Linked DNA regions of Homo sapiens: regions 1 and 3 are each linked to region 2. The links are chromatin contacts, found by Hi-C or POLR2A ChIA-PET in ENCODE. All regions are on one chromosome and are shown on one strand. Each heading gives the region's core, a stretch centred on a gene start or an enhancer-like site at or near the end of the contact. The rest is flanking DNA. Distances are from core to core; before and after follow the strand shown. Region 1 overlaps XYLT1 (xylosyltransferase 1). Region 2 overlaps XYLT1 (xylosyltransferase 1). Region 3 has its middle 400 kb from the start of XYLT1.

What was found. A loop is a pair of places that touch in the nucleus more often than their neighbours do. ChIA-PET counts read pairs that join two places held with the same protein, here RNA polymerase II (POLR2A). Pooled maps may share reads with other maps.
Region 1: a map with no recorded cell type shows a loop between it and region 2 (4-fold over the local background). The contact joins two enhancer-like sites. A Hi-C loop is called at or near these places in 1 of 168 maps with a recorded cell type or tissue (GM12878), 4 of 37 single-sample maps with no recorded cell type and 9 of 50 pooled maps. POLR2A ChIA-PET finds 5 or more read pairs at or near these places in 1 of 52 experiments (activated CD4-positive, alpha-beta T cell).
Region 3: a loop to region 2 is called in a map with no recorded cell type, with 11 times the contacts of the local background. The contact joins two enhancer-like sites. A Hi-C loop is called at or near these places in 4 of 37 single-sample maps with no recorded cell type and 4 of 50 pooled maps. POLR2A ChIA-PET finds 5 or more read pairs at or near these places in 2 of 52 experiments (Panc1 and activated T-cell).

The regions. Positions count from the first base shown.
Region 1 is chr16:17,407,463-17,410,901 of GRCh38, reverse strand. All of the region lies in intron 1 of XYLT1 (xylosyltransferase 1), which reads left to right. Among named protein-coding and RNA genes, the nearest start is that of XYLT1, 62 kb to the left of the region's middle. Within about 2 kb of position 1,826, at least 4 of the 41 ENCODE cell types and tissues checked have a DNase peak (open chromatin) inside an H3K27ac peak, as active enhancers do; they include GM12878, where a contact is called at or near this core.
Region 2 is chr16:17,256,997-17,260,744 of GRCh38, reverse strand. XYLT1 (xylosyltransferase 1) reads left to right here. Exons shown (of 12, transcript NM_022166.4): 3 at 1,247-1,757. Among named protein-coding and RNA genes, the nearest start is that of XYLT1, 210 kb to the left of the region's middle. RefSeq lists enhancers at 1,035-1,434, 1,595-1,644. Within about 2 kb of position 1,369, at least 11 of the 41 ENCODE cell types and tissues checked have a DNase peak (open chromatin) inside an H3K27ac peak, as active enhancers do; they include GM12878, where a contact is called at or near this core.
Region 3 is chr16:17,069,189-17,072,613 of GRCh38, reverse strand. No RefSeq gene overlaps it. Among named protein-coding and RNA genes, the nearest start is that of XYLT1, 400 kb to the left of the region's middle. RefSeq lists an enhancer at 1,209-1,528. Within about 2 kb of position 1,578, at least 10 of the 41 ENCODE cell types and tissues checked have a DNase peak (open chromatin) inside an H3K27ac peak, as active enhancers do.

The DNA.
Region 1 (3,439 bases), core at 577-3,076, 150 kb before region 2:
GGGAGGCTGAGGTGGACAGATGGCTTGAGGTCAAGAGTTTGAGACCAGCCTGGCCAACGTGGTGAAACCCTGTCTCTACTAAAAATACAAAATTAGCCGGGCATGCTGATATACGCCTGCCATCCAAACTATTCAGGAGGCTGAGGCAGGATAATCGCTTGAACCTAGGAGGCAGAGGTTGCAGTGAGCCAAGATCACACCACTCCAGCTTGGGCCGCAGAGTGAGATTCCATCTCAAAAAAAAAAAAAAAAAAAAGTAATGACAGGTGATATGGTTTGGCTGTGTCCCCACCCAGATCTCATCTTGAATTGTAACTCCCACAATTCCCATATGTCGTGGGAGGAACCCAGTGGGAGGTGATTTAATCATGGGGGTGAGTCTTTCCTGCGCTGTTCTCGTGATAGTGAATGAGTCTCATGAGATCTGATGGTTTTGAAAAGGGAAATTTCCCGCACAAGCTCTCTCTTCCCTTGTCTGCTGCCATGTGAGATGTGCTTTTCATCTTCTGCCATGGTTGTGAGGCCTCTCCAGCCACATGGAACTGTGAGACCAATAAACCTCTTTTTGTAAATTGCCCAGTCTCGGATGTGTCTTTATCAGCAACGTGAAAACAAACTATTACAACAGGCAGTGGAGAATCAAAGCTTAATGTACCCGCTTTTCTCTCTATGCACTTATGGCTCTAATACACCTTTTGTATCAATACTTTTGGATTTCCTGAAAGAGCAAGTTATGTGGGGAAACTAGCCTGGTACAGAATCCATTCTGGCAAAAGGGGCAGCCAGCAGCGGTCAAGGATTTGGGTCTGTGCCTGGTGGTGGCAGTGTGAACTCATTAGCAGCAGGGACAGGGTCTGTGCTGGTCAGTGTCCGTGTGGTTGGGACATGATCACCCACAGCAGAGCCTCCACATTTGGCTTTGGTTGTCCAAGCATCCTATACATCATCTTGCATTATTCAGGACATTCTTTTTATGCCTGAACTGGGCAGCATGGAGTCTTTTGTTTGCAACCATAAAACTCGGTCATACACACACCCTAAAAATGTGTCTCAGCTGGGTGTGGTGGCTGACACCTGTAATCCCAGCACTTTGGGAGGGCAAGGCAGGTGGATCACTTGAGGTCAGGAGTTCGAGACCAGCATGGCCAACATGGTGAAACCCCATCTCTACTAAACATACAAAAATTAGTCGGACGTGGTGGCGGGCACCTGTACTCCCAGCTACTCGGGAGGTTGAAGCAGGAGAACCACATGAACCCGATAGGCAGAGGTTGCAGTGAGCCGAGATCACGTCACTGCACTCCAGCCTTGGCAACAGAGTGAGACTCCATCTAAAAAAAAAAAAAAAAAAAAAAGTGTCTCAATACTTCAAAACCAACTTGGGTAATGTTAATGGACTTTCTTTCTCAAATGTGTGGCCACCCCCATCTTTTCTCCTGGCAAAAGGAACTAGGAAGATCGCTGTGGTTCAAGATCAATATTATGCACATCATTGCTGAAATATGCACATCATTGCTGATTGGCTTATGCATGAGGAGCCTGGAGGAACTGTCGAGAAATAGCAGGTCCAAGCTGCTAGGACTTTTGTGTTCTTGGGTCTAATGTGTTTATTTCAGTTCCTCCTTGCCTTCAAACTGCCGGCCTCTCTCAAATCCCTTCTTATTTTCTGCTTTCCAGTAAACTTCAAAATAGAACTGAATTGCAAGTTGGAGCTTGACCTGTTACTCTTTCTAGCGTCGAAGGAGGAGGTTCTGGTACACTTTGGCAGCTTCCTGCTCCTTCTGTTCACTTTTAGAAGGTGGTGGCTCTGAAAAAGGTCTTTGTAATTTGCATCTTTTTTCCCCTGACTAAGGCCTTCTTCGGTTTTGACACGTGTCATTATGGGCACATTGTTTGGACCAGTTTCTAGAGCCTCATTTGGGTTCTCAACGCTGTCTAAATCTGGCCTTTGCGCTCAGAACAGACCTGGGAATGTCACACAAAGTCCTTCTGATGCCACCCCCACCAATATCTAACACTCGTTACTCTTTTTTTTTGTTTTGTTTTGTTTTTTGAGATGGAGTTTCACTCTTGTTGCCCGGGCTGGAGTGTAATGGTGCGATCTCTTGGGTCACCGCAACCTCAGCCTTCTGGGTTCAAGCGATTCTCCTGCCTCAGCCTCCTGAGTAGTTGGGATTATAGGCCTGTGCCAGCACGCCCAGCTAATTTTTGTATTTTTATTACAGATGGGGTTTCTCCATGTTGGTCAGGCTGGTCTCAAACTCCTGACTTCAGGTGATCCGCCGGCCCTGGCCTCCAAAAGTGCTGGGATTATCGGCCTAAGCCACCATCCCCGGCCTATTCTTTTAGCACCTAGAAGCACATCAACCAAGGATATTGTGGTGCTAGGCAACGAGGCTTGAATACACTGGAGGAATTTTTCCAGTTTGAAGCTGGAACTAGTTAGGAAATTTAGGAGTGAGCAATTGTTAAGTATCCAAGCACAAAACTCAGGAGTGAGTCTGAGCCATGAGAAAGCTGATACTGACTTTAGAAGATCAATATTGTGATATTCCCAGGGCTTTGCCTCTTAGATTTCATGAGAATTTATAATATGTTCACACTCAATGATTGCTTACCAAGCGTATGTCACTGCACTTACTTAGCATGCACTTTGAAAAGCAAAACATCATTTATTCCTTAAAAAGAACTCGGTGTTGTACCCATTTTCCAGGGCAGGTGATTGAGGCTCTGAGAGGCTATCATCGTATATTTTGTATTACTATAAAGGAATATCTGATGCTGGGTAGTTTATAAAGAAAGAAAGTTTATTTGGTTTGTGATTCTGATGGCTGGTAAGTTCAAGATTAGGCATCTGCATCTGGCGAGGGCCTCCGACAGCTTCACTCACAGTGGAAGGTGAAGGGGAGTTGGCATGTGCAGATATTACAGGTAAGCAAGAAAGCAAGAGAGAGGGAGGGGAAGGCCAGACTGTTTGTAAACATCCAGCTCTTGCAGAACTAATAGAAGGAGGGTATTGATCTATTCATGAGGGATCCACCCTCAAAACCCAAACACCTCCCATTAGACCCCACCTCCAACACTGGGGATCAAATTTCAACATGCGGTTTGGAGGGGACACACATCTAAGCCATAGCAGAGGCCAAGTTACTTGCTCAGGGGCACATAGCCAGAAGGTAGAAGGCCCTGGGTTAGAATGCAGACCTGCCTGAATCCCAAGGCCATACTCTTCCTTGAACACCATGCAGTGGTTATTTTAGTAGGGGTCACACAGATGGGTGGGGAGCAGGCAGAGAAATAAACAAAGAGACTGAGTGCTGCTGTCTCATGCCTATAATCCCAGCACATGGGAGGCTGAGCAGGAGGATCAGTTGAGCCCAGGAACGCATGTCCATACTGGGCAACATAGCAAGACCCCATCTCTATAAAATATATAGAG
Region 2 (3,748 bases), core at 120-2,619:
GTATCAGGAAAGCAGCCATGGACAATACACAAATGGACAGGTATGGCTGTGTTTCAATAAAACTTTATTTATAAAAAACACAGGCAGTTGTTTGCTGACCTGCTGGGGTGGGAGCCTTGCTGAGGGTCAGCTGCTCTTGGGTACCCCTGCAGATCCGCTGTTCAGGCCCCGACACCTTTTTCCTTGGGAACTGGTAAGAGGCATATTTCAGCCCTCCTTAAAAGGAGGACTAGCAGGGATGCCGCCCATTGCCCCTGTGTTTCCATAGCAACAAGGGCAGCTATATGGAGCCATTACTCTTCTCTGTGGCTTCAGAGGTCAGGGGCCGTGTTGTAGGACATTGGATATGCTTTCAGATTAAGGCCTTGGGAATGAGCTTTAAGCAGAAGCAACATGTTGCAGAAACAATTTGGGGCATTGGTTGAATGATGCATTTGATCATTCGACTGATCAAAGTAACCAGGACCCATTTACCCATGGAGGAGCTGAGTTTGGGGTCCAGCCCTTCTGGAAACATCCATGCCATGCGTGGTCTCCAGAATGACTCCTGATCTTTGTCTTGACCCCAAATGACTTCATCACTTCTGTTCCATGTACACACATGAAGAGCCAAACTCAAGCACAAGAGTGTCGCAAGTTTGCTTTGCTCCAGGACTTAGTGTAAAGTTTATTCTACAAGGGCTGCATTCCTCTTAAAAAAAAAAAAAAAAAATTGCGGCTGGTTTCTTTCCCACAGAATTTACAACGGCTCAGTCTGATTTCTCTTATGGGCATAGATATATGAGCATGTCCTAAAGGCAATGGAATGTATGTAATATCCTACCAATATTTTTCCCTTTATAACTTTATTATATCATTTCCAGCCCTTAAGTAAACCATCACAGCACTTTCAGCTGGAATTTAAACGGGACGCTGGAACAAAATGTTTGTTACCCAGTGGCAAAGACAGTCAAGGAAAGAAACTGACTTGAAAAGGTGTGGTTAATAAGAAGCATTGAGAATCGTAGTCATGGCACTTTAGAGCTTGAAAAAGCCTTGGTTTCTGGTTGGAACATCTCCTATTTCCAGATGGGGAAACTGAGGTCCAGAGAGAGCCATCTTACCAGAGGTTAAACCAGTAGCAAAAGTAGGATGTGAAACTATGGCCCCGGCTTCCAAGTCCGTATGACTCACTCTTCAAAGGCCAGTCTGCTTAGCATGATCTCTCAGTCAAGTTTCTCTTCTGTTTCTCTCCCCTCTTCTCCAGGATGGCTACTTTTCTCATCGGCCGAAAGAGAAAGTGCGAACAGACAGCAACAACGAGAACTCTGTCCCCAAAGACTTTGAGAATGTCGACAACAGCAACTTCGCACCCAGGACTCAAAAGCAGAAGCACCAGCCTGAGTTGGCGAAGAAGCCACCGAGTAGACAGAAGGAGCTTTTGAAAAGGAAGCTGGAACAGCAGGAGAAAGGAAAAGGACATACATTCCCTGGGAAAGGCCCCGGTGAGGTGCTGCCTCCCGGGGACAGAGCCGCAGCCAACAGCAGCCACGGGAAGGATGTGTCCAGACCGCCTCATGCCAGGAAAACTGGGGGCAGCTCCCCCGAGACCAAGTATGACCAGCCCCCTAAGTGTGACATCTCAGGCAAGGAGGCCATCTCTGCCCTGTCCCGTGCTAAGTCCAAGCACTGCCGCCAGGAGATTGGGGAGACTTACTGCCGCCACAAGTTAGGGCTGCTGATGCCTGAGAAGGTGACTCGGTTCTGCCCCCTCGAGGGTAAGTTCCAACCCCGCTGGCTCAGAGAGGGATCTCCTGGCCACTTCCTCCTCCTGCCCAGCCCCATTCTGCTCACCTTCTCAGACCTTCTGAGAAAGGCCACCCTGTTTTCCAAACCCCAGATGAGCACACGAGATCTGATGTGTTCTAGTACTCCCTGAGTGTTGAAGTCTTGTATCAGAAAAATTTTGCAAAATCAGATTACCTTTTGTAGGTGCTTTAACCCATTGCCTTTATGGCAAAGGATGAAATTATAGTGAAATCGGGAGCTGATGTGATGCTGGCAGGAGCCAAGGGAGCTGTATTGATATGGTTTCGTTTCTCTTTCAGTAGAATATTGGGATTAGAATTGATATGAATATTATTGTAATTGATTATGATTTGAGAGGTTTCTAATTGGTTGCATTAACTTCAGAGGCTCTGTAACTTTCCGTTTTCCTTCATCAAAAGTTTCTTTCCCTCTTCTCTTCTCTTTCTTCCTCATATGTTTCCTGTTTCCCTCCTTCTTTCCTTCTCATTCCTTTATTTTCTTTCTCCCTTTTTCCTCCCTTCCTTCCTCATTTTCTTCCTGGTTTGTTTCTCCCTTTCCTTTTCTTCCCTCTTCTCATTCCCTTCCTTATTTTCCTCTCTTCCCCCTTCCTTCTTTCCTATTTCCTTTCTTCCTTATTTTAATTTTCTTTCTCTCTCCTTTCCTCTTTTCTTCCTATTTTCTTTCTTCCCTTCTACATTCCTTCCTGCTTTCTGTCCTCTTCTTTCCTAATTTTTCTCTCCTCCCTCCCTCCTTTCTTCTTTTCCTTCCTTCATTCTTTACTTCCTTCCTTCCTTCCTTCTTTCCACCTTTCCTTGCTCTTTGCTTTTCCCCTCCCTCTTTCCCTTCACTGGCACTCTTTTATGTGCGGATGACCTGATGATAAACCAGCTCTCTTGCTGAGACACGGAGGGATCCAAGCTCTGATCCAGAAATTCACAGGCAGAGTGGAGGGGCCATCTGAAGATGGGGAGTCCAGTTTCACTAGCGCATGTGCAATCGTGCCATTGATGTGTATTTCTTGGTAGTGATTTTCACCTTCTCTAGTGCCCTTGGAAGGGGAATGACAGCAGCCACAGGGGGCTGCTGAGGCTTCGCTGTGTGCTAGACACCGCACCAGGCTCTGTGCAGTCAATTTGTTTATCACATCCAACACTCTCTGAGGCTGATGCTGATGTCATGAGCCCAATTTTTTTCAGATGAGAGATGTAAAATCCCTCTCCCAAGGTCACATGGCCTTTAAGTGATCTTACAAGCTTACTGTTATGGCAGGAAATTTCGGACCCACTCAGAGTAGAGAGAACCCCAATGTACCATCACCCAGCCACGTGGTCGCTGTTTATTGACTCGTGGTCACTGTTGTTTAGGGCACGCCCCCTTCCCTCCCGCTAGCCCCTGCCACCATAGCTTACGATAATCCAGCCTCTGGGAGCACTCTTAAATTTTACTTTTTTCCTTGGAGAAGATATTCTCAAAATGTTTGTGAATTCGTTTGCTCAGTGGTTTTCTCTGTGGAGAGGGCGGATAGCATCCAAAAGGCACCTTCCCACGAAGAGTTGGTGCCACTAGCAACAAACAGAGAGGAATGCATTTGAAATAAACGGGTGTGGATTTCATTCAAGCTCAGCTACCAGCTAACAGGGAGAGTCCTTTCTGCTCTCAGGGCCTAGATTTCTTATCTGTCCAGGGAGCAGCTTGCATTCTAGGGGTCTTTTTGCTCCACCTTCCCTGGGAGCCTACTTCACTCTTTACTCCTGGCCATCCCTCCTTCTCATTGGGCCACACTGCAAGGCCAGCCCAGCTGTCCCTCACAAAGTGGCCAAAGGTTCACAGTACCCCCTTGTCGCTTCTAAATCCAAATACCAACCCCTGCTTTTGTTATCTCCGAAGGGAAAAGACCCTTAAATGAGCACGGAGGCCAGCAAGGAGGCAACAGAGAGCTCTGGGGGCTCCGATGGGGTTG
Region 3 (3,425 bases), core at 329-2,828, 190 kb after region 2:
GATTCTGGGGCCCCAATTCTTTACCTCTCTTTGTGTTCACACCCTTACTATAAAAATTTGCAATTACTTCAACAAAAGGGAGGGTATGCTTTCCCAATTCTTGACTTTGGGCTCAACTTCGTGACTTGCTTTGGCCAATGGGATATTAGCAGATATGACATGGGATAGATTTGAAATGCACTTATGTGGTTGGGCATACCCTCTAGTGACTAACATCATCACCGTGAGAAGCACTTTCCCTTCAGCCTGAGTCCCAGAATAATCACAGAGTCATCCTATCCTGCAGCAAAGTAGATGCTTATTCACTGCATGCCACTAAGATTGTGTGGGTGTTTGTTATGCAGCACTGACCAACTCATGATGGTGATGGCAGTGACTTTAATAAATATATCCACCTCCATTTTTACAGAGTAAGTTTTAGTAACACAGAGGAGACACAAACTACAAGGGTCCTGGGTTGTGAGGTCTGACTTGGCTTAAATCCAGGCTCTACAACTTACTGTGAGATTAGGACTCGTCATCCCAATGTCCTCATCTCTAAAATAAGAATAGTGTTTATCTTACAATGTAGTGATGAAGAATACATGAGACGATGCCTATTGGGTGCCTGATGCAGAGTAAGCACTCAACAAAACCAGAAGGCAGGGAGGGAGGGAGGGAAAAAAGGAAGGAGGGAGGGAAGGGGGGGAAAAGCAAAGGGGGAGGGAGGTAAAAAAGGAAGAAGGGAGGGAGGAAGAAAGGGAGGGCCAACAAGAGAAAAGGGGAGGGGAGGGGAGTGGAGGGGAGGGGAAGAGAGGGGAGGAAAGGGGAGGGGAAGGGAGGGGAGGAAAGGGGAGGGGAAGGGAGGGGAGGGGAAGGGGAGGGGATGGGAGGAAAGGGGAGGGGAGGGGATGGGAGGAGAGGGGATGGGAGGAGAGGGGAGGGGAGGTGATGGGAGGAGAGGGGAGGGGAGGGGAGGGGACGGGAGGGGAGGAGCGGGGAGGGGAGGAGCGGGGAGGAGAGGGGAGGGGAGGAACGTGGAGGGGAGGAGCGGGGAGGAGCGTGGAGGGGAGGAGCGGGGAGAGGAGAGGAGAGGAGAGGAGAGGGGAGAGGAGAGGGGAGAGGAGAGGAGAGAGGAGAGGGGAGGGGAGGGAAGGGCAGAGGAGGGGAAAGAGGGGAGAAAAGAAAACATTTTTATGCAAACAGAAAGTTCACCTGCAATTGAGGGCAAAAGTTCACAGCTCACACTTCACCTCCTCTCAGCTCTGTTCACCCAGCCTAGACTCTAAGAAGAATGCCATGCCTTTCTCCCTGCGCCTCCCGAGGCACCCAGCATTTCCAGGAGTCCCACGCCAGGTGTTTCATGCTTTCACAAGGCTCTCTTCCTTTAAAACCTGTTGCCACAGGAATAGAGCTTCCGTACTCACAGTACTGGCAAAAGACCGGCAGAAAGAATAAAGAGGGGAGAAATCCACCCTCCTGTATTCTCGCTGGGAAATTACCCTTAGCCTTTGATATATTAAAATTGAAGAGCTGTAAATGCCGGTTGCCATGGCGACGTTTTGCATGCCATCCTGCGATTGGTGGCGTAAGTTCACTTTCCTTGGGGTGTTGCAGCCTAATTAGCTGTTATTTTTGTCAGTGTGGAGGAACAGCCCACACTTGCGGTTTTTGGCGGTGATTGCAGCCCCTGCAGACTCAGTTAATTTTCACAGACTACAAAGAGAGAAATGACTGGGCCCCAGTCAAATTTATAGTCTCGGAAAAGTTGCCAATGTTTAACTAAGAGTCAGAGAAAATGTTAGAGTACTCCTCAACTACTCTGGCAATTTCGGGGTCTCTAGCAATCGCAAAACTTATTGGGGTTGGATTGGGGATAAAATAAGCAGTAGGGCCCGGCACAGTGGCTCACGCCTGTAATCCCAGCATTTTGGGAGGCTGAGGTGGGCGGATCACAAGGTCAGGAGTTCGAGATCAGCCTGACCAACATGATGAAACCCTGTCTCTACTAAAAATACAAAGATTAGCCAGGCATGGTGGTGAGCGCCTGTAGTCCCAGCTATTCAGGAGGCTGAGGCAAGAGAATCACTTGAACCCGGGAGGCGGAGGCTGCAGTGAGCTGAGATCACACCACTGCGCTCCAGCCTGGGCAATAGAATGAGACTCTGTACCAAAACAAATAAATAAAATAAAATAAGCAGTAGTTAACCCAACCCCAGACTCAGTCCTTTGTTCCTGGTTCCAGCTACCTCTGCCTCTCCCGCCAGACATGCGAGCACTTGTGAGTCTGTCCTCGCTGGAATGTTTAGCGTTGCACCGCCATCTCCTAGATGTGGGTACTACACACTAACAGTATTCAAGCAAGGCTAGCAGGGACATGTGAACGCCATTTATTTGATCCACTTCTCTATCTCCACACCCAAAGATGACATAATTATGCCAGCCCACTTGGTAGATCCAGCCAATTCCCTAAAGACCTCCAGGAAAGGAATTCCATGTTGCCACAAGCCTGAAAACCAGAAAGCTGTCTTGCTGCAATTCAAACCAATTTGTTTGCAATTTTGATTATTAAATGGTCTGAAGTTAACTTTGTATTATAATATGAATTGTTCAACTCAAATTCTTTCTCAATTTTTTTTTAAACTATCTACCATGTGTTTTTGAGAACTGAAGGATTCCTTCTCTCTAGGAAAGAGAGAAGCAGATTTTGCTTTGCTAATAATTTGGGTTTCATTTTTATGACTAAGCTAAGCCCTTCCTGAGGGACTGGTAGTGGGGAGAAATTGACGTGTGTGTGTGCGTGTGTGTGTGTTGAGGGCTCAAGAACATAAAGGATATGGAAGAAACTTGAGGTTAATTTAAAAAGAGGGGAAAAGTAGAAAAAACACTGGATAAAGGCCCTAGATGCCTTGAACCTAATCCCAAAAAGCTGTCTTCAGAGGTATAATGGGCACTGTAAAATCCCTCTTTATCACTCTGCTTCTCTGTGTACCCTTCTTTTGTTTGAAGCGTTTACCCACGTTGTGGCAGAAGCTTAAAACTTTCTTTCCTAGAAGCTTTTGCAGAGAGGGCAGAGGCGTGTGGCCTAGGGTCCACCATTCAGTCATATCTGTGTGAGACTTTTCCTCTAGTTCCCACACAGAATCTATCCCAGAGAGAGGAGCAGTAGGAATGTCCAGCTTCCAGAGATAACAAAGGCAGAGATCCCTGCAATAGCATCCCATACCCAGTGCTGGTTCCCAGAATGCAGTTCCTGGCCCAAGATATCAGTAGTGGGAATTCCACCAGCACAGGGCTTCAGCGATGTCCCTGAATCCACGGCCTCTAAGCCAGGTTTCTCTGGAGATTCTCTGAGTGTCTGCAACAAATATCCTTTAGTAAGAATCTATATGTGTGTGTGTGTGTGTGTGTGTACAAGCATACATGTGTGTGTGTATGAGAGAGAA